2 separate regions of the Homo sapiens genome follow, and region 2 is linked to region 1. A link is an interaction called in ENCODE POLR2A ChIA-PET data of the cell type or tissue named here. Cell type or tissue: PC-9. All regions are shown on one strand. Links, peaks and the distances in the headings refer to the core of each region. The heading gives the core; the rest is flanking DNA. Region 1 has its middle 31 kb from the start of RABL2A. Region 2 overlaps ACTR3-AS1 (ACTR3 antisense RNA 1).

Evidence for each region. ChIA-PET counts read pairs that join two places held together with the same protein. Peaks named below come from ENCODE experiments on the same cell type or tissue, not always from the same donor. Only the 100,000 strongest peaks of a DNase experiment are listed, where the experiment ranks them.
Region 2: POLR2A ChIA-PET joins it to region 1 with 5 read pairs; 2 of 35 experiments call an interaction of 5 or more read pairs at or near these places.

The regions. Positions count from the first base shown.
Region 1 is chr2:113,650,864-113,666,456 of GRCh38, forward strand. It overlaps the pseudogene SNRPA1P1. Among named protein-coding and RNA genes, the nearest start is that of RABL2A, 31 kb to the left of the region's middle. RefSeq lists an enhancer at 5,011-5,568. In PC-9, for the core only: no CTCF peak of the experiment used is centred there; no DNase peak of the experiment used is centred there; H3K4me3 peaks cover 1,254 bases.
Region 2 is chr2:113,821,647-113,837,239 of GRCh38, forward strand. It overlaps ACTR3-AS1 (ACTR3 antisense RNA 1), which reads right to left. Exons shown (of 5, transcript NR_110174.1): 4 at 9,884-9,939; 5 at 9,537-9,782. Among named protein-coding and RNA genes, the nearest start is that of ACTR3, 61 kb to the right of the region's middle. RefSeq lists an enhancer at 9,130-10,329. In PC-9, for the core only: no CTCF peak of the experiment used is centred there; a DNase peak (open chromatin) is centred at 9,625; H3K27ac peaks cover 1,241 bases.

The sequences.
Region 1 (15,593 bases), core at 4,692-7,191:
CCTAAATAAATGAATAGATACACTGAGCTCATGGCACAGAGGACACAGTACCCTAAATAAATGAATGGATACCCTGAGCTCATGACTCAGAGGACACAGTACCCTAAATAAATGAATAGATACCCTGAGCTCATGACTCAGAGGACGCAGTACTCTAAATAAATGAATAGATACCCTGAGCTCATGACTCAGAGGACACAGTACCCTAAATAAATGAATAGATACCCTGAGCTCATGACTCAGAGGACGCAGTACCCTAAATAAATGAATAGATACCCTGAGCTCATGACTCAGAGGACGCAGTACCCTAAATAAATGAATAGATACCCTGAGCTCATGACTCAGAGGACGCAGTACCCTAAATAAATGAATAGATACACTGAGCTCATGACTCAGAGGACGCAGTACCCTAAATAAATGAATAGATACCCTGAGCTCATGACTCAGAGGACGCAGTACCCTAAATAAATGAATAGATACCCTGAGCTCATGACTCAGAGGACGCAGTACCCTAAATAAATGAATAGATACACTGAGCTCATGACTCAGAGGACGCAGTACCCTAAATAAATGAATAGACACACTGAGCTCATGACTCAGAGGACACAGTACCCTAAATAAATGGATACACTGAGCTCATGACTCAGAGGACACAGTACCCTAAATAAATGAATAGATACCCTGAGCTCATGACTCAGAGGACACAGTACCCTAAATAAATGAATAGATACCCTGAGCTCATGACTCAGAGGACGCAGTACCCTAAATAAACGAATAGATAGCCTGAGCTCATGACTCAGAGGACGCAGTACCCTAAATAAATGAATAGATACCCTGAGCTCATGACTCAGAGGACGCAGTACCCTAAATAAATGAATACATACCCTGAGCTCATGACTCAGAGGACGCAGTACCCTAAATAAATGAATAGATACCCTGAGCTCATGACTCAGAGGACGCAGTACCCTAAATAAATGAATACATACCCTGAGCTCATGACTCAGAGGACGCAGTACCCTAAATAAATGAATAGATACCCTGAGCTCATGACTCAGAGGACGCAGTACCCTAAATAAATGAATAGATACCCTGAGCTCATGACTCAGAGGACGCAGTACCCTAAATAAATGAATAGATACACTGAGCTCATGACTCAGAGGACGCAGTACCCTAAATAAATGAATAGATACCCTGAGCTCATGACTCAGAGGACGTAGTACCCTAAATAAATGAATAGACACACTGAGCTCATGACTCAGAGGACACAGTAACCTAAATAAATGGATACACTGAGCTCATGACTCAGAGGACACAGTACCCTAAATAAATGAATAGATACCCTGAGCTCATGACTCAGAGGACACAGTACCCTAAATAAATGAATGGATACCCTGAGCTCATGACTCAGAGGACACAGTACCCTAAATAAACGAATAGATACACTGAGCTCATGATTCAGAGGACGCAGTACCCTAAATAAACGAATAGATACCCTGAGCTCATGACTCAGAGGACGCAGTACCCTAAATAAATGAATAGATACCCTGAGCTCATGACTCAGAGGACACAGTACCCTAAATAAATGAATAGATACCCTGAGCTCATGACTCAGAGGACACAGTACCCTAAATAAATGAATAGATACCCTGAGCTCATGACTCAGAGGACGCAGTACCCTAAATAAATGAATAGACACACTGAGCTCATGACTCAGAGGACACAGTACCCTAAATAAATGGATACACTGAGCTCATGACTCAGAGGACACAGTACCCTAAATAAATGAATAGATACCCTGAGCTCATGACTCAGAGGACACAGTACCCTAAATAAATGAATAGATACCCTGAGCTCATGACTCAGAGGACGCAGTACCCTAAATAAATGAATAGACACACTGAGCTCATGACTCAGAGAACACAGTAACCTAAATAAATGGAAACACTGAGCTCATGACTCAGAGGACACAGTACCCTAAACAAATGAATAGATACCCTGAGCTCATGACTCAGAGGACATAGTACCCTAAATAAATGAATAGATACCCTGAGCTCATGACTCAGAGGACGCAGTACCCTAAATAAATGAATAGATACCCTGAGCTCATGACTCAGAGGACGCAGTACCCTAAATAAATGAATAGATACCCTGAGCTCATGACTCAGAGGACGCAGTACCCTAAATAAATGAATAGATACCCTGAGCTCATGACTCAGAGGACGCAGTACCCTAAATAAATGGATACACTGAGCTCATGACTCAGAGGACGCAGTACCCTAAATAAATGAATAGATACCCTGAGCTCATGACTCAGAGGACGCAGTACCCTAAATAAATGAATAGATACCCTGAGCTCATGACTCAGAGGACGCAGTACCCTAAATAAATGAATAGATACCCTGAGCTCATGACTCAGAGGACGCAGTACCCTAAATAAATGGATACACTGAGCTCATGACTCAGAGGACGCAGTACCCTAAATAAATGAATAGATACCCTGAGCTCATGACTCAGAGGACGCAGTACCCTAAATAAATGAATAGATACCCTGAGCTCATGACTCAGAGGACGCAGTACCCTAAATAAATGAATAGATACACTGAGCTCATGACTCAGAGGACGCAGTACCCTAAATAAATGAATAGATACCCTGAGCTCATGACTCAGAGGACGCAGTACCCTAAATAAATGAATAGATACCCTGAGCTCATGACTCAGAGGACGCAGTACCCTAAATAAATGAATAGATACCCTGAGCTCATGACTCAGAGGACACAGTACACGAAATAAATGAATAGATACACTGAGCTCATGACTCAGAGGACGCAGTATTGTTAGGGTGTCATGTCTTCCCAAATTGACCTGCAAATTCAACACAATCCAATGAAAACATCAGCAGATTCTTTTAAGTTAATTCTTTCAATTGGCAAGCAAAAATTGTATATATTTCTGATATACAACATGATGTTTTGATATATGTATCCATTGTGGAATGGCTAAATCAAGCTATTTAACATTATCTCACATAATTATCATTTCATTTTCTTTATAGTAAAAACACTTAAAATCCACTCTCTTGGCAATTTTTATGTGTACAATACATTGTTATTAACTATAGTCACCATGATGTGTAATACATGTCTTGAACTTACTGCTCCTGAATAACTGAAATTTTGTGTCCTTTGACCAAAGTCTCCCAATCTTCCCACCCCCCAGCCTCTGGAAACCACCATTTTACTCTGTTTCTATGACTTAGACTTTACTACATTCCACATATAAGTGACATCATGCAGCATGTATCTTTCCGTATCTGGCTTATTTCACCTAATGTCCTCCAGTTCATCCACATTTTCACAAATAATAAAATCTCCTTTTGATGGCTATGTAGTATTCCTCTGTGTATATATATCACATTTTCTTGATCCATTCATCTTGTTGATGGATGCTTAGGTTGATACCATATCTTGGCTATTGTTAACAGTGCTGCAATGAACAAAGGAATGCAAATATTTCTTTAACGTACTGATTTCCTGTTGAAATCTATATTCCTTTAGATGTATACCCAGTAATGGGATTTCTGAATCTCAGCAGAATTTTTTTTTTTTTTTTGAGACGGAATCTCGCTCTGTTGTCCAGGCTGGAGTGCAGTGGCACAATCTCGGCTCACTGCAAGCCCTGCCTCCCGGGTTCACGCCGTTCTCCTGCCTCAGCCTCCTGAGTAGCTGTGATTACAGGCGTGCACCACCATGTCCGGCTAATTTTTGTATTTTTAGTAGAGATGGGGTTTCACCTTGTTAGCCAGGATGGTCTCGATCTCCTGACCTCATGATCCACCCACCTCGGCCTCCCAAAGTGCTGGGATTACTGGCATGAGCCGCCGAGCCCGGCCAGAATTTTTATTGTAGAAATCAACAGACTGATGCTAAAACTCATATGGAAAAATATAAAGGACCTAAACCCGCCAAAACAGCTTTAAGAAAACACAGATGTTGGAAGATGTATACTACCTGATTTCCAGACTTATTATAAACCCATTTGCAGTAAGATGGTGTGGTACTGGTGTCAAGATAAACAAATACATGAAAGGAACAAAATAGCTCAAAAGCAGAACCAGACATATATGAACGACTGATTTTCTTCAGAGGTACAAAGGCATTTCAATGGAAAAAGGAAAATCTTTTCAACATATAGTGCTGGAGCAATTGGACATCATATACCAAAGAATTTTCAGCCGGGCACGATGGCTCATGCCTATAATCCCCAGCACTCTGGGAGGCTGAGATGGGCAGATCACCTGAGGTCAGGATTTCAAGACCAGCCTGACCAACATGGTGAAACCCCATCTCTACTAAAAATACAAAAAAATTAGCCACGCGTGGTGGTGAGTGCCTGTAATCACAGCTACTCAGGAGGTTGAGGTAGGAGAATCACTTGAACCCGGGAGGCAGAGGTTGCAGTGAGCTGAGATCATGCCACTGCACTCCAGCCTGGGCAACAAGAGTGAAACTATGTCTCAGGAAAAAAAAAAAAAAAAATTCAATCCAAGTTCATGCGAAATACAAAAATTAACTCAAAATGGATCATAAACCTAAGTGAAAAACCTAAAATTCTAACATTTCTAGAATAAAACATAAAAGAACATTTTTGTGACCTTGGGTTAAGCAAAAATCTCTTAGATCACACACCAAAAGCATGATCCATGATTTCAAGATACATGATAACCACACAAAAATCAACTGTATTTCTGTATACTAGGAATCAACAATTGAGTATCAGAATATGAAATACTTATAAATAATTCTGATAAATAAATAATTCTGACAAAATATGTGAAAAACCTGCACACTCAAAACTATAAAACATTGCTGAGAGAACTGAGGAAGTCCTAAATAAATGAATAGATATACCAAATAATATGTAACAATAAAGAATAAAGTGATTAGTTGTACTCCCTCAAAGTTTAAAACTGCTGAGCTCCAAAAGACACCATTTAGAGAATTAAAAAGCAAGCTCTGACTTGGAGAAGACATTTACAATGCATACAGCTGACAAAGAACTTACACTCAGCATGTAAAAAGAACTCTCAAAACTCTATAAAAAGATGACAACAGAAGTTTTTAAATAGGCAAGAGATTTGAACAGACACTTCCCCAAAGAAGATATATGGATGACAATGAGCACAGGAAATATGCTTAACATCACCAGTCATTAAGCAAATGCAAATTAAAACCACAGTGAAATATTATCACACACCTATCAGAATGACTAAAATTAAAAAGACTGACCAGGGGGGTGGAGCCAAGATGGCCCAATAGGAACAGCTCCGGTCTACAGCTCCCAGCGTGAGCGACGCAGAAGACGGGTAATTTCTGCATTTCCATCTGACGGTTCATCTCACTAGGGAGTGCCAGACAGTGGGCGCAGGACAGTGGGTGCAGCGCACCGTGCACGAGCTGAAGCAGGGCGAGGCATTGCCTCACTCGGGAAGTGCAAGGGGTCAGGGAGTTCCCTTTCTGAGTCAAAGAAAGGGGTGACGGACGCACCTGGAAAATCGGGTCACTCCCACCCAAATACTGTGCTTTTCCTGCGGGCTTAAAAAACGGCGCACCACGAGATTATATCCCGCACCTGGCTCGGAGGGTCCTACGCCCACGGAGTCTCGCTGATTGCTAGCACAGCTGTCTGAGATCAAACTGCAAGGCGGCAGCGAGGCTGGGGGAGGGGCACCCGCCATTGCCCAGGCTTGCTTAGGTAAACAAAGCAGCCGGGAAGCTCGAACTGGGTGGAGCCCACCACAGCTCAAGGAGGCCTGCCTGCCTCTGTAGGCTCCACCTCTGGGGGCAGGGCACAGACAAACAAAAAGACAGCAGTAACCTCTGCAGACTTAAATGTCCCTGTCTGACAGCTTTGAAGAGAGCAGTGGTTCTCCCAGCACGCAGCTGGAGATCTGAGAACCGGCAGACTGCCTCCTCAAGTGGGTCCCTGACCCCCGTGCAGCCTAACTGGGAGGCACCCCCCGCAGCAGGGGCAGACTGACACCTCACATGGCCGGGTACTCCAACAGACCTGCAGCTGAGGGTCCTGTCTGTTAGAAGGAAAACTAACAAAAAGAAAGGACATCCACACCAAAAACCCTTCTGTACATCACCATCATCAAAGACCAAAAGTAGATAAAACCACAAAGATGGGGACAAAACAGAACAGAAAAACTGGAAACTCTAAAAAGCAGAGCGCCTCTCCTCCTCCAAAGGAACACAGCTCCTCACCAGCAACGGAACAAACCTGGACGGAGAATGACTGACGAGCTGAGAGAAGAAGGCTTCAGATGATCAAATTACTCCAAGCTACAGGAGGAAATTCAAACCAATAGCAAAGAAGTTAAAAACTGTGAAAAAAAAATTAGACGAATGGATAACTAGAATAACCAATGCAGAGAAGTCCTTAAAGGAGCTGATGGAGCTGAAAGCCAAGGCTCGAGAACTACGTGAAGAATGCAGAAGCCTCAGGAGCCGATGCGATCAACTGGAAGAAAGGGTATCAGTGATGGAAGACGAAATGAATGAAATGAAGCAAGAAGGGAAGTTTAGATAAAAAAGAATAAAAAGAAACGAACAAAGCCTTCAAGAAATATGGGACTATGTGAAAAGACCAAATCTACATCTGATTGGTGTACCTGAAAGTGACGGGGAGAATGGAACCAAGTTGGAAAACACTCTGCAGGATATTATCCAGGAGAACTTCCCCAATCTAGCAAGGCAGGCCAACATTCAGATTCAGGAAATACAGAGAATGCCACAAAGATACTCCTGGAGAAGAGCAACTCCAAGACACATAATTGTCAGAATCACCAAAGTTGAAATGAAGGAAAAAATGTTAAGGGCAGCCAGAGGGAAAGGTTGGGTTCCCCACAAAGGGAAGCCCATCAGACTAACAGCGGATCTCTCGTCAGAAACTCTACAAGCCAGAAGAGAGTGGGGGCCAATATTCAACATTCTTAAAAGAATTTTCAGCTTTCCACAGCGCGGGGGAACCGGAGGCTGCAGGATGGTCAAGCTGACGGCGGAGCTGATCGAGCAGGCGGCGCAGTACACCAACGCAGTGCGCGACCGGGAGCTGGACCTCCGGGGGTATAAAATTCCCGTCATTGAAAATCTAGGTGCTACGTTAGACCAGTTTGATGCTATTGATTTTTCTGACAATGAGATCAGGAAACTGGATGGTTTTCCTTTGTTGAGAAGACTGAAAACATTGTTAGGGAACAACAACAGAATATGCCGTATAGGTGAGGGACTTGATCAGGCTCTGCCCTGTCTGACAGAACTCATTCTCACCAATAATAGGCTCGTGGAACTGGGTGATCTGGACCCTCTGGCATCTCTCAAATCGCTGACTTACCTAAGTATCCTAAGAAATCTGGTAACCAATAAGAAGCATTACAGATTGTATGTGATTTATAAAGTTCCGCAAGTCAGAGTACTGGATTTCCAGAAAGTGAAACTAAAAGAGCGTCAGGAAGCAGAGAAAATGTTCAAGGGCAAACGGGGTGCACAGCTTGCAAAGGATATTGCCAGGAGAAGCAAAACTTTTAATCCAGGTGCTGGTTTGCCAACTGACAAAAAGAAAGGTGGGCCATCGCCAGGGGATGTAGAAACAATCAAGAATGCTATAGCAAATGCTTCAACTCTGGCTGAAGTGGAGCGGCTGAAGGGGTTGCTGCAGTCTGGTCAGATCCCTGGCAGAGAACGCAAATCGGGGCCCACTGGTGATGGTGAAGAAGAGATGGAAGAAGACACAGTCACAAACGGGTCCTGAGCAGTGAGGCAGATGTATGATAATAGGCCCTCTTGGAACAAGTCTTGCTTTTCGAACATGGTATAATAGCCTTGTTTGTGTTAGCAAAGTGGAATCTATCAGCATTGTTGAAATGCTTAAGACTGCTGCTGATAATTTTGTAATATAAGTTTTGAAATATAAATGTCAATTTTCTACAAATTATAAAAATAAACTCCACTCACTGTGCTACCAAAAAGAGAAAAAGAAAAGAATTTTCAACCTAGAATTTCATATCCAGCCAAACTAAGCTTCATAAGTGAAGGAGAAATAAAATGCTTTACAGACAAGCAAATGCTGAGAGATTTTGTCACCACCAGGCCTGCCCTAAAAGAGCTCCTGAAGGAAGCATTAAACATGGAAAGGAACAACCGGTACCAGCCACTGCAAAAACATGCCAAAATGTAAAGACCATCAAGGCTAGGAAGAAACTGCAGCAACTAACGAGCAAAATAACCAGCTAACATCATAATGACAGGACCAAATACACACATAACAATATTAACTTTAAGTGTAAATGGGCTAAATGCTCCAATTAAAAGACACAGACTGGCAAATTGGATAAAGAGTCAAGACCCATCAGTGTGCTGTATTCAGGAAACCCATCTCACATGCAGAGACACACATAGGCTCAAAATAAAGGGATGGAGGAAGATCTACCAAGCAAATGGAAAATAAAAAAAGGCAGGGGTTGCAATCCTAGTCCCTGATAAAACAGACTTTAAACCAACAAAGATCAAAAGAGACAAAGAAGGCCCGTTACATAATGGTAAAGGGATCAATTCAACAAGAAGAGCTAACTATCCTAAATATACATGCACCCAATACAGGAGCACCCAGATTCATAAAGCAAGTCCTTAGTGACTACAAAGAGACTTAGACTCCCACACAATAATAATGGGAGACTTTAACACCCCACTGTCAACATTAGACAGATCAACGACACAGAAAGTTAACAAGGATACCCAGGAATTGAACTCAGCTCTGCACCAAGCGGACCTAATAGACATCTACAGAATTCGCCACCTCAAATCAGCAGAATATACATTTTTTTCAGCACCACACCACACCTATTCCAAAACTGACCACAGAGTTGAAAGTAAAGCACTCCTCAGCAAATGTAAAAGAACAGAAATTATAACAGACTGTCTCTCAGACCACAGTGCAATCAAACTAGAACTCAGGACTAAGAAACCCACTCAAAACTGCTCAACTACATGGAAACTGAACAACCTGCTCCTGAATGACTACTGGGTACATAACGAAATGAAGGCAGAAATAAAGATGTTCTTTGAAACCAACGAGAACAAAGACACAACATACCAGAATCTCTGGGACACATTCAAAGCAATGTGTAGAGGGAAATTTATAGCACTAAATGCCCACAAGAGAAAGCAGGAAAGATCCAAAATTGACACCCTAACATCACAATTAAAAGAACTAGAAAAGCAAGAGCAAACACATTCAAAAGCTAGCAGAAGGCAAGAAATAACTAAAATCAGAGCAGAACTGAAGGAAATAGAGACACAAAAAACCCTTCAAAAAAATAATGAATCCAGGAGCTGGTTTTTTGAAAAGATCAACAAAATTGATAGACCGCTAGCAAGACTAATAAAGAAGAAAAGAGAGAAGAATCAAATAGACCCAATAAAAAATGATAAAGGGGATATCACCACCGATCCCACAGAAATACAAACTACCATCAGAGAATACTACAAACACCTCTACACAAATAAACTAGAAAATCTAGAAGAAATGGATAAATTCCTCTACACATACACCCTCCCAAGACTAAACCAGGAAGAAGTTGAATCTCTGAATAGACCAATAACAGGCTCTGAAATTGTGGCAATAATCAATAGCTTACCAACCAAAAAAGTCCAGGACCAGATGGATTCACAGCCTAATTCTGCCAGAGGTACAAGGAGGAGCTGGTACCCTTCCTTCTGAAACTATTCCAATCAATAGAAAAAGAGAGAATCCTCCCTAACTCATTTTATGAGGCCAGCATCATCCTGATACCAAAGCCTGGCAGAGACACAACCAAAAAAGAGAATTTTAGACCAATATCCTTGATGAACATTGATGCAAAAATCCTCAATAAAATACTGGCAAACCAAATCCAGCAGCACATCAAAAAGCTTATCCACCATGATCAAGTGGGCTTCATCCCTGGGATGCAAGGCTGGTTCAACATACGCAAATCAGTAAATGTAATCCAGTATATAAACAGAACCAAAGACAAAAACCACATGATTATCTCAATAGATGCAGAAAAGGCCTTTGACAAAATTCAACAACCCTTCATGCTAAAAATTCTCAATAAATTAGGTATTGATGGGATGTATCTCAAAATAATAAGAGCTATCTATGACAAACCCACAGCCAATATCATACTGAATGGGCAAAAACTGGAAGCATTCCCTTTGAAAACGGGCGCAAGACAGGGATGCCCTCTCTCACCACTCCTAGTCAACATAGTGTTGGAAGTTCTGGCCAGGGCAATTAGCAGGAGAAGGAAATAAAGGGTATTCAATTAGGAAAAGAGGAAGTCAAATTGTCCCTGTTTGCAGATGACATGATTGTATATCTAGAAAACCCCATTGTTTTAGCCCAAAATCTCCTTAAGCTGATAAGCAACTTCAGCAAAGTCTCAGGACACAAAATCAATGTACAAAAATCACAAGCATTCTTATACACCAATAACAGACAAACAGAGAGCCAAATCATGAGTGAACTCCCATTCACAATTGCTTCAAAGAGAATAAAATACCTAGGAATCCAACTTACAAGGGATGTGAAGGACCTCTTCAAGGAGAACTACAAACCACTGCTCAATGAAATAAAAGAGGATACAAACAAATGGAAGAACATTCCATGCTTATGGGTAGGAAGAATCAATATCATGAAAATGGCCATACTGCCCAAGGTAATTTATAGATTCAATGCCATCCCCATCAAGCTACCAATTACTTTCTTCACAAGATTGGAAAAAACTACTTTAAAGTTCATATGGAACCAAAAAAGAGTCCGCATCACCAAGTCAATCCTAAGCCAAAAGAACAAAGCTGGAGACATCACCCTACCTGACTTCAAACTATACTACAAGGCTACAGTAACCAAAACAGCATGGTACTGGTACCAAAACAGAGATATAGATCAATGGAACAGAACAGAGCCCTCAGAAATAATGCCACATATCTACAACCATCTGATCTTTGACAAACCTGACAAAAACAAGAAATGGGAAAAGGATTCCCTATTTAATAAATGGTGCTGGGAAAACTGGCTAGCCATATGTAGAAAGCTGAAACTGGATCACTTCCTTACACCTTATACAAAAATTAATTCAAGATGGATTAAAAACTTAAATGTTAGACCTAAAACCATAAAAACCCTAGAAGAAAACCTAGGCAATACCATTCAGTACATAGGCATGGGCAAGGACTTCATGTCTAAAACACCAAAAGCAATGGCAACAAAAGCCAAAATTGACAAATGGGATCTAATTAAACTAAAGAGCTTCTGCACAGCCAAAGAAACTACCATCAGAGTGAACAGGCAACCTACAGAATGGGAGAAAATTTTTGCAATCTACCCATCTGACAAAGGACTAATATCCAGAATCTACAATGAACTCAAACAAATTTACAAGAAAAAACAACCCCATCAAAAAGTGGGCAAAGGATATGAACAGACACTTCTCAAAAGAAGACATTTATGCAGCCAAAAAACACATGAAAAAATGCTCATCATCACTGGTCATCAGAGAAATGCAAGTAAAAACCACAGTGAGACACCATCTCACACCAGTTAGAATGGCAATCATTAAAAAGTCAGGAAACAACAGGTGCTGGAGAGGTTGTGGAGAAATAGGAACACTTTTACACTGTTGGTGGGACTGTAAACTAGTTCAACCATTGTGGAAGTCAGTGTGGCGATTCCTCAGGGATGTAGAACTAGAACTACCATTTGACCCAGACACCCCATTACTGGGTATATACACAAAGGATTATAAATCATGCTGCTATAAAGACACATGCACACGTATGTTTATTGTGGCACTATTCACAATAGCAAAGACTTGGAACCAACCCAAATGTCCAACAACGATAGACTAGAGTAAGAAAATGTGGCACATATACACCATGGAATACTATGCAGCCATAAAAAATGAAGAGTTCACGTCCTTTGTAGGGACATGGATGAAACTGGAAACCATCATTCTCAGCGAACTATCGCAAGGACAAAAAACCAAACACCACATGTTCTCACTCATAGGTGGGAACTGAACAATGAGAACACTTGGACACAGGGTGGGGAACATCACACTCCGGAGACTGTTGTGGGATAGGGGGAGGGGGGAGGGATAGCATTAGGAGATGTACCTAATGCTAAAAGACGAGGTAATGGGTGCAGCACACCAACATGGCACTTGCATACATATGTAACAAACCTGCACATTGTGCACATGTACCCTAAAACTTAAAGTATAATAATAATAAAAGAAAATAAAAAAGACTGACCATACCAAATCTTGTCAAGGATGTGGAAGAGTCGGGACTCTCATATACTGCTGGTGGGACTGTGAAATGTTGCAATCACTTTGAAAAAACACTCAATGTTTTTCAAAAAGTGCTTTTTAACATATACCTACCAGCCATTCCTCACACACATGGTTAGCCAAGAGATATGAACATGTATGCCCATACAAATCCCTGTATTTGAGTGCGCATAGCTGCTTCATTTGTAATAGCCCAGACTGGAAACAATCCAATGTCCATCAACAGGTAGATAGGAAAACAAACTGTGGTATAGCCGTGTGATGAAATACTCAGCAATGGAAAGAAATAAATCACCGATACACAAAATGAATCTCAAAATGATTATGCTGAGTGAAAGAAGATTGATTTTAAAAAGGGCTTGCTATAGGGTTTCATTCATATAAAATTATGAGAAAAGCAAATTGATATAAGACAAAGCAGACCAGACATTGCCTGGGGCAGGAGAGGGGACAGGCTGGAGGGATTGCAAAGTGCCACAAGGAAACTTTAGGGAGTGACGGACGTGTTCACTCTCTTGGTTGTGGTGATTGCTTCGGGGATGCATTTGTATGTCAAAACTTACACCCACCGTATGATCCAGCCATTCCACCCCTAAGTATTTACCCAAGAGACATGAAAGCACATGCCCATGCAAAAACCGATGTGTAGTGTCCAGAATTAGATCACTGATGATTCTTTACCAAGAATAGAGTTTCTGGAGTAAACTCCATTAAGCTAACTTCTGTTTCTTGGTCAGTTTTCTACGTATTAAAGATGAACCGTTTTCATTTTTTCACATTTCCATTGTAAATTTGCTAAGATTGGATTCACCAGAACGTTTTCCCTTGCAAATATTGTAAGATTTCCTATATTGATGAGAGGCACAGCGAGGACCTCTGCCTCTGTGAGTGTCAATATTGTGCATGATCCCTGCCGCGCCCACTGTTCTGGCATCAGAGTCTTGCCCTGTACAGTTTAGCCACTGTCAAACCATTTTCTTTTATTGTTCCTATCAGTAAACTTCATTATGAATTCAGTTTTTACAAATACTTTTCATTTGCTTAGCTGTCCCATGAGAAAACAGTGAGCACATCCCTCAGATATCTAAGTGTGCACACCCCTCGGATGTCTAGGTGGGCACACCCGTCGGATGTCTAGGTGGGCACACCCGTCGGATGTCTAGGTGGGCACACCCCTCGGATGTCTAGGTGGGCACACCCCTTAGATGTCTAGGTCCCTGGAGTTTTGGTTTGTCACACAGCTGGTCATTCTTCCATTTCTCCTGTCACTATGAGCAGGAGACACCTGCTTCACGATCTGAAAGTTTAACCTTTTCAGGGTTAAACTATCCATAGGAACATGAAGGCAGATCAAAGAGCGTCAATTTTAAAAATGAAAATTGGAACATCTATTACATTGGTAAAGATAGACACATTTGATAAGAACAGTGTCGGCTTAGATGTAGGGAAATGGGCACTCTCATGCATGGAAGGCTAAACATTCCTTCCTAGGAAAGAACTGTGCCACTTTGTCTTATAAGTATCCCTATTGTGGAAGATCAATTTAGAGACATAAGATGGGCCTGTACACACTAGCATACAAATATCTCTATATTTGCTAAATGGAAAAGCAAGTCATAGAGTAGTGTGAATGGTGAAAGATCAGGAGATTATGTGGTATGTCACCATATTAATGTGCATGTGAAGTTTCCAGGAATCACGGCTTGAATTCTCCACCCAGTCTATGGCCTCTCACAGAGTGTTCCTTGAGAGTAGGCCCTGTCTCTCCAAGGAGGCCCAGATGTCAGCTATAGATGATAGGCCCAGGGTAAGATTTTCTCCATCACTGGGGAGGGAAGAAACTAAGGACAAGGAGCATTTATGGGGAGAGAGAACCAAGAAAATCAACTCTGGATCACAGAAAGCTCAGAAGAGAAGCAGTGAAGTCTCTGGGGTAGAAAAAAGCTGCTGCTGCTGTAGCTCCACCCCCACTTGTCCAAAACCCCTTTGTGACCGCAGCACACCTTGCCCCATACTTCTACGTGCTGGCCCACCTGGCTCTGTGTCTGGCTCAGGGTCACTGAGGGTGAATCCCAAGCTGCCGCTGTTACGGCTTCTGCACGGGGCCTTGCATTTTGTATGCTTAGTATTTAGAGAATGTCAAGTGTCTGGCACCAGGGTACAAAGGGAGATTAAGAAACTGGCTTTAGGAGAGAGAGCCTAAAAGTCAATAAAATGAATTACCAACTCCAACTTCAGCAGCACCAGCTCTTAGCCAAGGCAGATAGAATGTTTTAAGTGTGATCAACTGTTACTATCCTACAGAGCTATGGGCCATTCGACTCAATATGCAAGCCCGCCTATGTGGCCAAAGCATTTCAGGGGTCATAAGAGGAAAATGGCAGGCACCAAAGTGCCCCTGCAGATAAGCATAAGATTATGCACCAGCAGTCACCACCAGCTGGCCCATGAATGACAGCCCACGTTCATGGGCATTTCTGGTGTGTCAAGACCTGCTTTAATGCTCCGCATCTGTCCTTATTTCATGGTCACACAGCCCTCTGGTGGCACATCTTCCCCAGAGCACAGAGCTTATGCGGGGTAGAGCAGGGTATTTGCTTGAACCCAGGTAGACCAATAAATTTTGAAGATGAAGACTCACAGCTGCTCCATCAGTCCAGGTTCCAGCTCCAGCAGGAAAATGACTGGTCCTTTGAGCTTTCTCAGCCAGGGTTCCTCCCAACTGCCATGGCACCTTCTCTCTGCCACCTGTCTTGGTAACCGGGGCATAGGACCACCTTGCACTTGACTCACACAAGCAGCTAGGTGGACACACATATGAGTGAAAGCTTGTTGCAATGACTGCTCAGCCAAATGCCAAGGTTTTCTCTCTTTCTGAGACCTGCCATCTTCAGTCTCACAAGGGGTTAAACCAGCAGTCAAGTTTTGCATTTTTACTCCCTGATCAGAGTGGGCGGTTGGCCTGAACCTATCAGGATTTCCATTTTTTTTTTTTGAGATGGAGTCTCACTCTGTCGCCCAGGCTGGAGTGCAGTGGCGTGATCTCGCCTTACTGCAACCTCTGCCTCCCGGGTTCAAGCGATTCTCCTGCCTCAGCCTCCCGAGTAGCTGGGATTACAGGCACCGCCACCTCACCTGGCTAATTTTTCTGTGTTTTTAGTAGAGATGGAGTTTCACCATATTGGTCAGGCTGGAGGAT
Region 2 (15,593 bases), core at 8,682-11,181, 170 kb after region 1:
ACTGCAACCTCCACCTCCTGGGTTCAAGAGATTCTCCTGCCTCAGCCTCCCAAGTAGCTTGGATTATAGGCGCCCGCCACCATGCCTGGCTAATTTTGTATTTTTAGTAGAGACAAGGTTTCACCATGTTGGTCAGGCTGGTCTTGAACTCCTGACCTCAGGTGATCCACCCACCTCGGCTTCCCAAAGTGCTGGGATTACAGGCGTGAGCTATCACACCCGGCCCTCATAATGTTTTCTACTAAGCCAATAAACTAAATCATAGGAAGTGATTGAACAAAAATGGCTTAAAGCACTGCCTCCTCCAGGGCACTCAGTGGTCTGTATTCCTACCAGCTTCAAATGTAGCCAATTAAAATTGCAATGGTGGACAATAGGCTTCTCCTGCTTTCTCTTATCCTGTCTGTAGCTGACCTCATCTGCCCCCTCTTGCTGACTTGCCACTGGAGGAATAATTGTACTACATGCTTGGACTGACCCATGAGTGAAGGACCAAGGGCCAGGTTGACTGGCATCTTACCTGTTCTGCAGGAACTCAAAATCCAACCTATTACAAAAGTTGAGTGGAGTTGCTGGGTGAAGCACTCTGGATCTGTTTATCACCTCACTGCACAACACTTGGACCTGAGATAAGTCCCATGACAATTGTGCTGTCATCAGAAGATTAATTTATCTCAGACATGTCAGAAAAGGGGTTGCTCAGGTGACCTAAAAGTTCATTCGCTCTACAGCTGGAAACTTCACCTTATGTGAGGTGGGATTTTGTTTGATTTTATTTAGCTATAAGGAAGACAGCTTGAATACACGTTTCTCCAAAAAAGACATACAAGTGGTCAGCAAGCATGTAAAAGGATGCTCAACATCAGTGGTCATCAGGGAAATGCAAATCAAAACCACAGTGGGGCACCACTGCAAACCAATAGGATTTCTAAAATTGAAAAAAAAAAAAACTGGGAAAATAGTCCCAAGTCCCTCTGGGGAATCCCCACAGTGCCAGGCAAATTGAGATGATTGCTCACCCGAGGGCCACCGATAAAGCAAATGGACCGTGGAGAGCTGCTGTTTGTATTGATTCCTGTAACCAAAAGGCCACGGCGGGCAGAAGTGATTACAATCTCTTCTGCCATAGGAAATAGATTTCTATGTCTTCCCCTGGTGTCCTGGGGCTCAATGCTGCCTTTACCCACCTTGGAAGAGTTACCAGAGTCCAGAAACAATTCATGACAATAAATCATAATTCAGGTTTAAAAGCACCAGAAAACACATCCCACTGGTGAAATTCTGTCTCACCCAAATATTAGCACCATGCTGGAAATTTACAGCAAAATTTAGAGTATATCGTACTGAAGACAAGCCAGGAAGAAAAAGAAAAAGAAAAAATATATAATATAAATAGAATTCCTGCCAACAAGCAGAGATTAAGTAAATCATAAATTCTAACCTGAAATTAAAACTATTGATAAAAAGTGTTCACGAGAGATGAAGACTTTCAAGATTCTATGTGCTTCCCCGGCTAAAAAATGTCCTAGAATCTTAATCACAGCTCTCTGAAACATCCATTTAATAAAATTTATAAATATACCCAACCTCAAATCCGATCTATCAGAATAAGCAATATAATATTAAAGGATTGTCATTTTATCCATCAAAACTAAATTACTTGTGTTCCACAGGGAAGATATAACATCCATTTATAATCAGCTACCAATGCTTTTGAAAATACATATTTTCTTTTACAATGAGATACATTAATGTTTTGAGTTTGGGGAACCCCAGAGACAATGACCATCAGAAAGTAGGTCCAAGCCCAGGCGATATAGGGAGACCCCATCTCAACAAAAAATTCAATAATTAGCCAGGCATGGTGGTGCATGCCTGTAGTCCCAGCTACTCAGGAGGCTGAGGTGGGGCCCAGGAGGTCAAGGCTGCAGTGGCCTGTAATGGTGTCACTACGCTCTAGCCTGGGTGACAGAGTGAGACCCAGCCCCTCCCCACCCTCACTTCCCCCAAAAAAGAAAAAGGAAAAGAAAATTCCTTCTCCAGGAATTTTATTCAGGCTCCTACATTCTATCCAAGAAACTATAAAGGAAGTGAACAAATAGTAGTAGCAAAGCTTTATGCAAAAGAAGTTACATCTCAATAGCAATACCAATGATGTGGGCCTACCCTGACAGTTCCTTAGCTTCTGTGTAGCTCATCCAAGTGATGTCTTACCATCAGCAGAACCAGACGGTTTTATAAAAATAAACTGATATGCAGACCTTTTCTCCAGGATTCATGCAAAGAAGATAATTACAATTTAAGATGAGCTGCCAAACTCTTCCTCTTCACATGATGAGCTTGTGATTTCTTAGCTGTTGCACATAAAAAAGACATTTGACCAAAAATGACTCAATTTGTTATATACTCTATAAATTTTTTTAAAAGACACCCCCTTTTTCTTCCTCCCTTCCTATCTTTATCTATATACCATCTATCTATCTATCTGTCTGTCTGTCTATCTATCTATCTATCTATCTATCTATCTATCTATCTATGTATCCTGATCTATCTATCTATCTATCTATCTATCTATCTATCTATCTATCTATCTATCTATGTATCCTGACTTTCTACAAGAGAGAGAAAAATAGAGAGAGCCAGACAGTTTTACAATTGGCAGATGCCAAAGGCATTTTATGGCTTTGGAAGTCAAACACGTTTGTTACTCAGTTGATAGATTCCACATGACAATCATAGGATGAGTTGGTTGTTTTTTCCAAGGCGTCACTACATCATGCTTCTCCTCTTGCTTAAAACTGCTCAGCGTCAGTGGTGTCCCATTCCTCAGCAATACACTTCTTTGTCATTAACTTAAAGCCAAATTCCATACTACTTCTATAATGAAACCTAAAAGAAAATCTTGGATTTCAGTGCATCCTGTTAAACTTCATTTGGTAAATGAAGGAGGCAGCTGCTGAGGAAAGCAGATGAGAAGAGGACGTGGGCTTCTATCATCTGCTACCACAACACCTGAGGCTGGTACGCCTGTCCTCAGGCCCAGGGCCCTCTTTCATTAAGCCGAAATAATAGGACTGCCTCTTTCCCTCTCACGTCCCTCTATTCAGGTTGTCTTTTAAGGACTTTTCCTCGCTCTGTTGCCCAGACTGGAGTGCAGTGGTGCAATCTTAGCTCATTGTAACCTCTGCTTCCCATGTTGAAGCAATTCTCATAGCTCACCCTCCCAAATAGCTGGGATTACAGGGGTGCACCACCGTGCCCAGATAATTTTTGTATTTTTAGTAGAGACAGGGTTTCACCACGTTGGCCAGGCTGGTCTTGAACTCCTGACCTCAGGTGATCCACCTGCTTTGGCCTCCCAAAGTGCTGGGATTACAGGCGTGAACCACTGCACCTGGCCAGATAAAGCTATTATTACCCAGATATAGTTTTATTTGATCCAGCTTCTCACAGCTTCGGAAACAGTACAGGATCCTGCTTTCCTTGAAAATAGATGCCTTTGAACCATCCACGTCCTAGGATAGATGTCACACTACATAATTGTAGTAACTACAAATTCAAAAATAGTTTAAGGTGCAAGAAGGCCTTGCGTGTTCCTCCCACCTTACTTTGGGCTTAAATGGATCAACTTTCCATTGTTTCAACTGTGAGTTTTTCAATGCAGGGAAAGAAGTTCCTCTCCTCAGGAAGGGAAAGTGTGGGAATACTTCCGGGGAGGAGTGCCGTGTCTCGTTGAAGAGTAGGGAGAAGGAACAGAGCGTGCTCAGCTGAGTCCCTTTGCTGTATTCTGTTTCTCTGTCCTGCCTCTCCTCAAGAACCCCTCCTTCTGAATCTCCATGAAGTAATACGCTTTTTATATCAGGATCTGGCCCTACAGTGGAGAGACCTAAAGTTTGGGATGGGTTGGATCAATTTAGAGGGAAGTTATTAGGGAACCCGATTTTGTCTAATGTCTATGCTTTATTCTCCAAACTAGCCCTTTCAGTAATAGAACTGGGCTTTCTTTTTTCTCCAAGCTGCCTGATTTTTCTGTTCACTTCTGAAGTGGCTTTTAAGTCAAAGGATTGATAGGAAATTATTACTTCTATAGAAACAAAGAATCCCCAAATCCTAATGGCTAAAACAACAAAGATTTATTTCTCACTCCTGATACATGCTCACTGGGGGTCTGATCATGTGTTTGACTGTGCATTGCCACACAGTGGGAGTTTAAAGTTCTTTTTTTTTTTTTTTTTTTTTTTGAGACACATTCTCACTCTGTTTCCCAGGCTGGAGTGCAGTGGCATGATCTTGGCTCACAGCAACCTCTGCCTCCCAGGTTCAAGCGATTCTCCTGCCTCAGCCTCCTGAGTCGCTGGGATTACAGGCGCCCACCACCATGCCTGGCTAATTTTTGTATTTTTGTAGAGATGGGGTTTCACCATGTTGGCTAGGCTGGTCTTGAACTCCTGACCTCAGGTGATCCACCAGCCTCAGCCTCCCAAAGTGCTGGGATTATAGGCATGCACCACCACGCCTGGTCCTTTTTTTTTTTTTTTTTAAGAGTTCTTAAAGACCAATTTCAAGTATTAGCACCACTGAGTAAGACTTTATTAGAAAATAGAACTAGAAACAATTTTCAGATTTGAATCCTGGGATGTAATTACAAGGACTGTGCCAGAGTAGTGTTTTTAAACTCAACGCTTTCTATCGGGGAACCACATTTATAATAAACAGCAAAAAGAATTATCATCGACAACTGAATAGGCCTTTTCACATCCCCCAGATCTGCTGAGAATTATTTTTGGGAATACTTAATTCAGAGCTTTTCTTTCAGGGTGTTGGCACTTTCCCTTTTTGGATATGAGTTATACAAGACTAACCTCTATTATTTCTGGATTACATGTCAGTGATGGAAAATGAATTGAGTGCTTTGAGGGGGAAAGAAATCATTACCAGAAAGATGAATAGACCGATTGTACTGGATTACTAAAAGTCAGGGCTCTGGAAAGATCTTTGGTTTGATTTTCCGGGAAACGTATCTTCTTGGATACTCTTCAGAGTTGTGATAAATTCCTCCAGCAGCAGGTGGGAGGTAGGCCTATTCATACCACACTTTCTCCTGGCCCTGGGCTTCCTAGGCTGACTTCAAAGAGAGGCCTTTTCTTTGGTATGTGGTGTTTAAAGAAAAAAACTGCTTTGAACTCTCAGATTTCAGGCATTTGGGAGACAGTCAATAGCCAGCCAGATTTACATGTTTATCACTTTTGCCATAGGATGCAGAAAACTTTTTTTCCCTCACTCAGTGAACAATGGTATTTATCTGCTCCATAGGTATATACTATGTGCCAGGTAGTACTGTGTACTGATGATACAACAATGATCAAGTCTGATACAGTTCTTACCTAACAGAGCTCTCAGTTATGGAGAGGGAGATGGATCTAGACAGGTAAACAGCTTACAATTCAGGGTGAGAAATACCATGATAAGGACATACCAGATGCTGTGGGAATCATACAGATAACAGAAAACCAAACACCACATGTTCTCACTCATAAATGGGAGTTGAACAATGAGAACACATGGACATAGGGAGAGAAACACCACATACCAGGGCCTAATGGTGGGTGGGGGGCTGGGGGAGGGACAGCATTAGGATACCTAATGTAGATGATGGGTTGATGAGTTCAGCAAACCACCATGGCACGTGTATACCTGTGTAACAAACCTGCACGTTCTGCACATGTATCCCAGAACTTAAAGTATAATAAAAGGAAAAAAAGAAAAGAAAAGAAAAGGAGATCAGAGAAGACTTTCTTAAAGAAATGACTTGTAATTTTGATCTCAGGGATCGTAAGTCATAACTAGAGGAAGAGAGGGTGAGCAAAGGCCCTGAGAGTGGAGAGAGCATGGCATATTTGAAGGACTGAGGGTAGAAAGTATGTCTGTAGGTGAAGGGAAAAGACACATTTTTTAGGGAATTGTTGAACAGGAAAGGAATAAGGTGTGAAGTTGTGCAAGGTCCTGGAATGTCTAGAAACACCTGTTAGGACTTGTGGCCTCTATCCTCAGGGAAAGTCACTGAATGGTTTTTAGCAGATAAGATGCATAATTGAATGTATGTTTCTGGAGACCACTTTGATTGTTTTATTGCAAATGGATTAGAAGAGACAAAGTCTGGAGACGGGAGTTGGAAAGACCAATGAGGCATCCAGGTGAGAGATGGTGGTAGCCTGAGATTATGTATTGGTGGTGGAAGGCACAGACTGGGTGGATTTGAGAAAAGCTTAAAGGTGGAATTGACAAGACTTGGTGACAGACGTGATATGGATGGTTTAGGAAAGGGAGGAATCTAGCGTAATACTGAAAAGGCTCAAGGTTCTGGGTTGGCAGTGAGATCATTTAGTGAGGCAGGAAACCCAGGAGAAAGAGCAGTCTTGGAGGTTAAGATCATGAATTCAGTTTGGCGCATGTTGATTTGAGGTATTTAGTAGATACTGTTGATGACCCATTCATATCCCCTTGACCAACCATTGAAGCGAGAGGCAAAATTGCCCAGTGGCTGAAACAACAGGCTATGGATACAGTCAATGCATGTTATAAATCCTAGTTCTTTCAATTAACTAGCTGTGGGTCATGGTACAACTTCTCTTATCTGTTTCCTCCTCTCTAAATTGCAGACAGTCACTATGTCATGGGGTTGCTATACATATTAAATACCTGTAACTTATAATATAATTTCCCATGTAAACTCCATCATCAAGCAACATCTGAACTCTGCATGGGGGAAGGCTCTTCTCTCCTTGTCCACTAAGCACTTGATATTTGTGTTTGTAATTATATTACAGGTATTTTCATATCAGTATTGTCTTTATTGACATAAGCCCTCAGCAGTAGTGTATTAGTTTCCTACTGCTGCTGCAACAAATTAGCACAAACTTGTTGACATAAACCAACACAAATTTATTACCCTGTAGTTCTGGAGGTCAGAAGTTTGAACTGGGTCTCATGGAGCTAAAATCAAGGTGTTGGCAGGACTACATTCCTTCTGGAGGCTCTGGGGGAGAATCTGTGTTTTTTGCCTTTTTCTATTCCAATTTCTGCATTCCTTAGCTTGTGGCTCTTTTCCTCCATCTTCAAAGACAGCAGGTAGCATCTTCAAATCTCTTTCTGCCTCACTCTTTGGGCTCCCTCTTCTACTAAAAGGATCCTTGTGATTACACTGGGCCCATGCAGATAATCCAGGATAATCTCCTTATCTTAAAGTCAGCTCATTAGGAGCCTTAATTCCATGTGCAACCTTAATTCCTCCTCGCTACGTGTGTTAGTCCATTTGCATTGCTATAAAGGAATACCTGAGACTGGTTAATTTATAAAGAAAAGAGGTTTATTTGGGCTCTGCAGGTTGTACAGGAAGCATGGTGTAGGCATTGGTTTCTGGTGAGGGCCTCAGGAAGCTTCCAATCATGGCAGAAGGTAAAGGGGTGCAGGAGTGTCACATGGCAAGACAGAGAGGGAGCAAGAGAGGAAGGGGAGGTGCCAGGCTCTTTTAAACAACCAGCTCTCACAGAAACTACCAGAATGAGAGCTCACTCATTACCACGGGGTGGGTACCAAACCATTCATAAGGAATCAGCCCCTATAATTCAAACATCTTCCACCAGACCCCACCTCCAACACTGGGGATCACATTTCAATATGAGATTTGGAGAGGACAGGCATCCAAACTACATCACTATGCAACATAACATACTCATAGGCTCTGGGGACTTATGGATTCTTTTTTATTCATAGCTCCATTTTTCATACTGTCTTATCATTGCGTTGTGTCAAACTCTTCTAGGACTAACATTTCCAAATCTTGTGATATTCTTGTACGTAATACATGTTGTGCAATAAAAGTATATCTGGCCTGAAAGCAATAGTGATGATTTTTATTTTATTATTCATAAGTTATATAAGAAACACAGAACTCAAACTTTCAAGTGATATACTAAATATGTGGTAGAAAATAAATATCCATAGGACATTTTCCCCAGTCTTCCTAACAGTGACAAGATAGCAGCTGGAAGATTATGAGAAAGCAATAAATATTAAACACCAATGGAAACAGTGGCTGCCTAAAGGCACCCAGAGCACACGGTCGATCTTTACTAATGATTCTTCCCCAGACCTAAAGTTCTCTATTGGCACTACCCCTATAAAGCTTTAATGAGCTCTATTCCACTCCGATCTGGGAAGGGAGAAGTAAGAAAGGGAAGCAGAAATGTAGGTGTCATAAATATGAACAAAGACCCTGGAGTATGAGAAGGCAGCCTCAGCCACCCACCCAACCATCTCTAGTGCAAGAGGCCAATTCACACAGGGGCCACAGCCCAGGCTGCCAGGCTGACCTGTGCTAAAAGAGGCGTTCCCTGAAGGCTGCTGAATGGTCCCAGCTGGCCACAGCCTGAAACACTTCTTAATCTATCTGTCTCTAAGTAGAAAAGTCAAATAAAGTCATTAACATCTCTGCAATCTCTACAAGATTGATCGGCAGATTAGCAGAGGATCCAAGAGAATGGGACCCCAGCCTAGCAAAGAAGCAGGCAAAGTTCCCCAAAGGTATGTTGTAGGTAACCCTAGGCAGGGTAAAGGAACTGTGCACCAAAAGCATTTAAATAACTTCCTGGAACCCCCCACATCCTCATTTGCAGATACATAAAATTGGCATTAATGACCTATCACATGAAAATTGCTTCTACTTTCTGAATATGAATTAAGCATCAGACCTGGCACTAGGTACATGATAAGTATTATCACTAGTTCACTGGGTTCCTTTCAGCACCTACAATGAACAGAGAGGGCCAATTGCGGTGGCTCACGCCTGTAATCCCAGCACTTTGGGAGGGCAAGGCAGGCTGATCACCTGAGGTCAGGAGTTCAAGACCAGCCTGGCCAACATGGTGAAACCCTGTCTCTACTAAAAATACAAAAAATTAGCCAGGCATGGTGGTGGGCGCCTGTAGTCCCAGCTACTTGGGAGGCTGAGGCATGAGAATCGCTTGAACCCGGGGGGTAGAGGTTGCAGTGAGCTGAGATAGCGCCACTGCATTGCAGCCTGGGCGACAAAGTGAGACTCTGTCTCAATAACAACAACGACAACAAAACACACACACACACACACACACACACACACACACACACACACAGAGGGATCTGAAGCCAGAGAAGTTCAGTTACTTACCTAAGGGCACACAGCTGATACATTTCAGGGCTGGGATTCAAATTCAAGACTTCTGACTCCAGAGCCCTACCGTTCAACCAGGAAGTACCTTATACAGTCTTTTCCACAGATGGTTTCTTCCTCAGTGGGGGAGTGATTCAAATCATCAGCTCATCTTGTCCTACGACAAGTGGCTTTTTCTAGGTTTATTTGGGACAAATGCATAAACTAAAAGCTATGCAAGAATATCAGCAAGGGAAATAATGAATGAGAGCTAGGTATATTGCTCCATTCTGGATCTCCAGAAAGGGTTAACTTTTGGCAATTTAGCTGAAATGTGGGAGAACAGATGTGTAATACTTTATATCAACAAATACTTATTTAGTGACATCGCCAGAAACAAAGATGGCTTCTGGTATTTCACACCTAGCCTTCGGGAAGGCCTGTTAGACTTGATTTTCCTCTCTGCCTTGGAGAGACACGAAGTTGCTAAGCTACCATGGGGAAGGCAACTTCTGCTGTAATTGCTTTCCCAGTTTTGGTGCTGCCCTAGAATCTTTGGTTCTCCACGTTTGCTGAGTCATCTTCACACTGGCACCTAGAACAATGACAACGAACTGTAAAAGCATGTCACTGGGTACGTCATGACCATCCACCAAAGTCTAATTAGCTGGTGCTTTCACATGGGAGAGTACTTACTGTCTATAGCCACTGTGTTCTTGTAAAAACAGGCTAGAATTACTCCCTCGCTCTTTCTGAAAGAAACAGGGAGAGGGTTAGGGTTATTGTGTTGAAAGAGAACAGGACAATTACGGCCACAAAATCAAATCACAAGCAAAACCTCGTTGATACAACTCTATTTGGGGTTTTTTGTTTGCTTTTTAAACTTTTTATTTTAAATATTATTATGTAGTGGTTTTGAGTTTTTAAATTTAATTAATTAATTAATTTATTTATTTTGAGACAGGGTCTCACTCTGTTGCCCAGGCTGGAGTGCAATGGCATGATCTTGGCTCACTGCAACCTTCGCCTCCCAGGTTCAACCAATTCTCCGGCCTCAGCCTCCCCTGCAGCTGGGATTACAGGCATCTGCCACCATGCCCGGCTAATTTTTTGTATTTTTAATTGAGACAGAGTTTCACCATGTTGGCCAGGCTGGTCTTGAACCCCTGACCTCAAGTGATCCGCCCGCCTCGGCCTCTGAAGGTGCTGGCATTACAGGCGTGAGCCACCGCACCCAGCAGATCACCATGATAAGGATACAGAACAATTCCATCACTCCCTAAAAACTCCCTCCTGTTCTCCCTTCATACTCACCTGGCCCTAGCTTCCGAAAACCACTAACCTGTTCTTTCTTCCTATAGTTTTGTCTTTGAGAATGTCATGTGAACGGAGTCTGACAGCCTCTAATCTTGAACACTGGCTTCTTTCAGTTAGCATAATGCCTTTCTGATTTATCCAAGTTGTTGCAGGTATCAATACTTCCCTTTCTGGCTGGGCACGGTGGCTCATGCCTGTAATTCCAGCACTTTTGGAGGTGAGTCAGGGGGGATCACTTGAGGTCAGGAGTTCGAGACCAGCCTGGCCAACGTGGTGAAACCCGGTCTCTACTAAAAATACAAAAATTAGCTGGGTGTGGTGGCACACACCTGTAATCCCAGCTCCTTGGGAGGCTGAGGCAGGAGAATCACTAGAACCCGGGAGGCAGAGGTTGCAGTGAGCTGAGAGCACACTACTGCACTCCAGCATGGGCGACAGAACAAACCTCTGTCTCAAAAAAAAACAAACTTTCTTTCATTTTATTGCTAAATAAATTTTTTTGGTATTAAACTTTTTATTTTAACTATTATTATATAGTAATTTTGATTTTTTAAATTTTATTTATTTATTTATTTTGAGACAGGGTCTCATTCTGTCACCCAGGCTGGAGTGCAGTGGCACGATCTCGGCTCCCTGCAACCTCGGCTTCCCAGCTTCAAGCAATTCTCCTGCCTCAGCCTCTGCAGTACCTGGGATTACAGGCACATGCCACTACGCCCGGCTAATATGATGGCCGATGAATGTATCATCATCCTTAACATCTTAAAAGTTAATGTATTTATTAAATTGAGGTATAATTTATATACCATAAAATTAACCACTTTACTTTGGTTTTGAAAAAGAAGAAATGGATCACGTGATAATCCTCATCCTATAAAAAGATAACCTTTAAGCTGGAAACAGATTTCTGAACATGCCATGTTTGTCTAACTTTCTCTGGCTTCCTGCCCCTTGTTCTTCTGCCTTTGGAGAAAAAAAATCAAATTATTTCTATATTTGGAGAATTGTTCAGTACAAGTTCCTTCTCCATCTGCTTGCACTGATGTTATTAAAAAATGTTCACTCTTTTCTATTGATTTCATATTGGCTCTCTAACATTCTACATAGTATTTTTATTAATTAATTTTTTAAAGATAGGAATACTCATATTTTGCACAAAACACAAAGTGAAATACTGGAAATACTGAGGTAAGTCTCCCTTACCCTCTCTCTTCCAGCAACTCAGTTCCTTTCTGAGGCCAAAATTTTCTCAACTTTCTTAGGCATCATTAGAGAGCTATCCTATTAATTTACAAATATATACATATACCAATGTATACAAATATATGTATATAAACATATACAGAAGTATACAAATATATGTGTATATGTGCATACAAAATATAGATAGGTGCATAATAAAATAAATGCATATACATACATACACATATACCTTTTCCCACACACAAATAGGGGCATATTCTACCAAATGTTCTATGCTTTACTTTTTTCTGTTAATAATAACCCTATTCTTGGGATTCTTTCCAGAAAAGTACATTTATAGGAATCTATTGTGTCCATTTTACTATATTTTAAAAGTATATCATAATTTACTTAAAACCATCCCATTACTGGCCGGGTGCAGTGGCTCACACCTGTAATCCCAGCACTTTGGGAGGCCGAGGCAGGCGAATCACGAGGTCAGCAGTTCCAGACCAGCCTGGCCAACATGGTGAAACCCCGTCTCTACTAAAAATACAAAGATTAGCCAGGCATGGTAGCGGGCGCCTGTAATCCCAGCTACTCCAGAGGCTGAGGCAGGAGAATCACTTGAACCCAGGAGGCGGAGGGTACAGTGAGCTGAGACCGCGCCATTGTACTGCAGCCTGGGTGACAGAGGGAGACTCCATCTCAAAAAAAAAAAAAAAAAAAAATCCCATTACTGTTATGTACATTGCTTCCAAACTCTGCCCTTACAATGTCTTTTTTCTTTTTTTCTTTTGAGATAGAGTCTAAGTCTGTCGCCCAGGCTAGAGGGCAAAGGTATGAGCTCAGCTCACTGCAATTTCCACCTCCCAGGTTGAAGCGATTCTCTTGCCTCACTCTCCTGAATAGCTGGGATTACAGGTATGTGCCACCACGCCCGACTAATTTTTGTATTTTTAGCAGAGACGAGGTTTCACCATGTTGCCCAGGCTGGTCTGGAACTTCTGACCTCAAGTGATCTGCCCACCTCGGCCTCCCAAAGTGCTGAAATTACAGGTTTGTGCCACTACGCCTGGCCTGCTGCCCTTATAATGAATACGCAATTTTATTTAAACCATTTCACACATGTGAAACCAACTCTGTAGGACAATTGCTTATAAGCGGAATTTTTGATCAAAAAGTATGTACGTTTCTGCTTTTGAAGGGTATTGCCAAATTATCCTTCAGGGAAATTGCATCAATGTGCACTCTGTTAGCAATGGAGCACAAAGTTTCTACATAGTCTATGTATACGTAGTAACTATTATAACATAGTTTCAGACTAATTAATAATAAATATTCAATGATTAATATCAGGAAATTAGCATTAATGGTTTCTCAATCTTTATTTTCACAACATTAACATTTTTGAAGAGTGTTGGCCAGTTATGTCAAAGAATAGCCTTCAATTTGGGCCTGTTTTTTTCTGTAAAACAAAGAACCAGAGGGGGCGGGGCAGCATAAAAAAACAAAACAAAGAAACAAAAAAACAACAAACAGCCAACTGCAGGTGGGAGGCGGTGGCTCATGCCTGTAATCCCAGCACTTTGGGAGGCCGAGGCGGGCGGATCACCTGAGGTTGGGAGGTTGAGACCAGCCTGACCAACATGGAGAAACCCTGTCTCTACTAAAATGCAAAATTAGCTGGGCGTGGCAGCACATGCCTGTAATCCTAACTACTCGGGAGGCCGAGGCAGGAGAATCCCTTGAACCTGGGAGGCAGAGGTTGCAGTGAGCCGAGACTGTGCCACTGCACTCCAGCCTTGGCAACAGAGTGAAATCCGTCTCAAAAAAAAAAAAAAAAAGAGAGAGAGAGAGAAAGAAAGAGACAGTGAACGAGGACAAACAACTGTGCATGTGTATTTCCAGACCATTTTCAATTGGAATAAAAAATCCGACCTTTTCTGAATCCAAAGCCCTTCTTGATAATGAATATTCACTGTCGCCCTCCATATGCAAATAGCAAAGTTATATGATTATATGTATACTATAAAACAAAATGACCCTTCAAACTTTCTTATTATTTTATTTATTTATTTATTTATAGAGACAGGGTCTCACTATGTTGCCCAGGTTGGTCTCCAACTTCTGGGCTCAAGCAAGCCTCCCACCTCAGCCTCCCAAAATGCTAGAATTACACGTGTGAGCCACCACACCTGGCCTTGATGTTTTGATATATGTATCAAAACATATTGATACATATATCAATATGTGATTGTAAAATGATCACCACAACAAAATTAATTGACATATCCATCACCTCACATAGTTACCATTTTCATGGCTCACTGCAGCCTCAACTTCCTGCACTTGGGTGATCCTCCCACCTCAGCCTCCCGAGTAACTGGAACCATACATGCATGTCTCCCATCCTGGCTAATTTTGTAATTTTTGTAGAGATGGGTTTTCGCCATGTTGCCCAGGCTGGTCTCCAACTCCTAGGCTCCAGAGATCTGCCCTCCCTCAGCCTCCCAAAGTGCTGGGATTACAGGTGTGATCCACTGTGCCCAGCTTCTTTTTTATTCTTGTTTTTACTTTGCATTCTCTTTCCTTTTGGATATTTCTTCTTTCTTTTCTTTTCTTCTTTTTTTTTTGAGATGGAGTCTCGCTCTGTCGCCCAAGCTGGAGTGTAGTGGCATGATCTCGGCTTACTGCAAGCTCCGTCTCACAGGTTCAAGCGATTCTCCGGCCTCAGCCTCCTAAGTAGCTGGGATTACAGGCACGGGCCAACATGCCCAGCTAATATTTTTGTATTTTTAGTAGAGAAGAGGTTTCACCATTTTGGCCTGGCTGGTCTCAAACTCCTGAGGTCGTGATCTGCCCACCTCAGCCTCCCGAAGTGCTGGGATTACAAGCTTGAGCCACTGCGCCCGGCCTCTTCTTTCTTTTCTAACTTCTTGAATTGTATATTAAATGCTTAATTGACTTATCCTTAATATTTCTTTTTGGTGTAAACACATTTTAAGGCTCTATCACTCAAGATGAAACTTTAGCTGAGGGTGGCATAAAAGCAGATTTCCTGGGTCTGGATCCCAGCTCTTCACTTACTAGCTACAAGACCTTGGGCAAGTTATTTCATTGCTCTGTGCCTTGGTTTTTCCTTCTTGTTCAAATCACTTATTCTTTGTCCTTATTATGTTTTAAATAGTTCATCCATCATTATCTGATGTGCATGTGTCAATTCTCCCAGTTTGAGAATTAACATATTCCAGGACATTTTTTCTTTTTTTAGTGCATACAAGTACATGATGATTCTATCCTCTTGGTGAACTGTTCCTTATCAGGGTGTTGTATCCCTCTTTATTTTTTTATTTTTTATTTTTTTTAGACGGAGTCTCGCTCTGTTGCCCAGGCTGGAGCGCAGTGGCGCAATCTTGGCTCATTGCAACCTCCGCCTCCTGGGTTCAAACAATTCTCCTGCCTCAGCCTCCCAAGTAGCTGGGACTACAGGCACGGCTAATTTTTTGTATTTTTAGTAGAGACAGGGTTTCACCATATTAGCCAGGATGATCTCGATCTCTTGACCTTGTGATCTGCCCGCCTCGGCCTCCCAAAGTGCTGGGATTACAGGTGTGAGCCACCGCACACGGCCCCCTCTTTATTCTTAATAATGCTTTTTTGTCTTAAATTGTATTTTTGCAAATATTAGCATTTTTATACCAGGTTTCTCTTGTTTGGAATAGGTGTTGACAGGTTTACATTTTTTCATATCTTCATTTTCAAAGACACCCAGCTAGCGTGTGGCAAAGCCAGTTTTATTCCTGCATCCCCTAACCCCCAGTCTATTATTCTTTTTTTCGTGTCTCAATGTCTCAGGTCCACCTTCTTTCATGATTCAACATAAGTCACTCTTCACTTTGAGGCT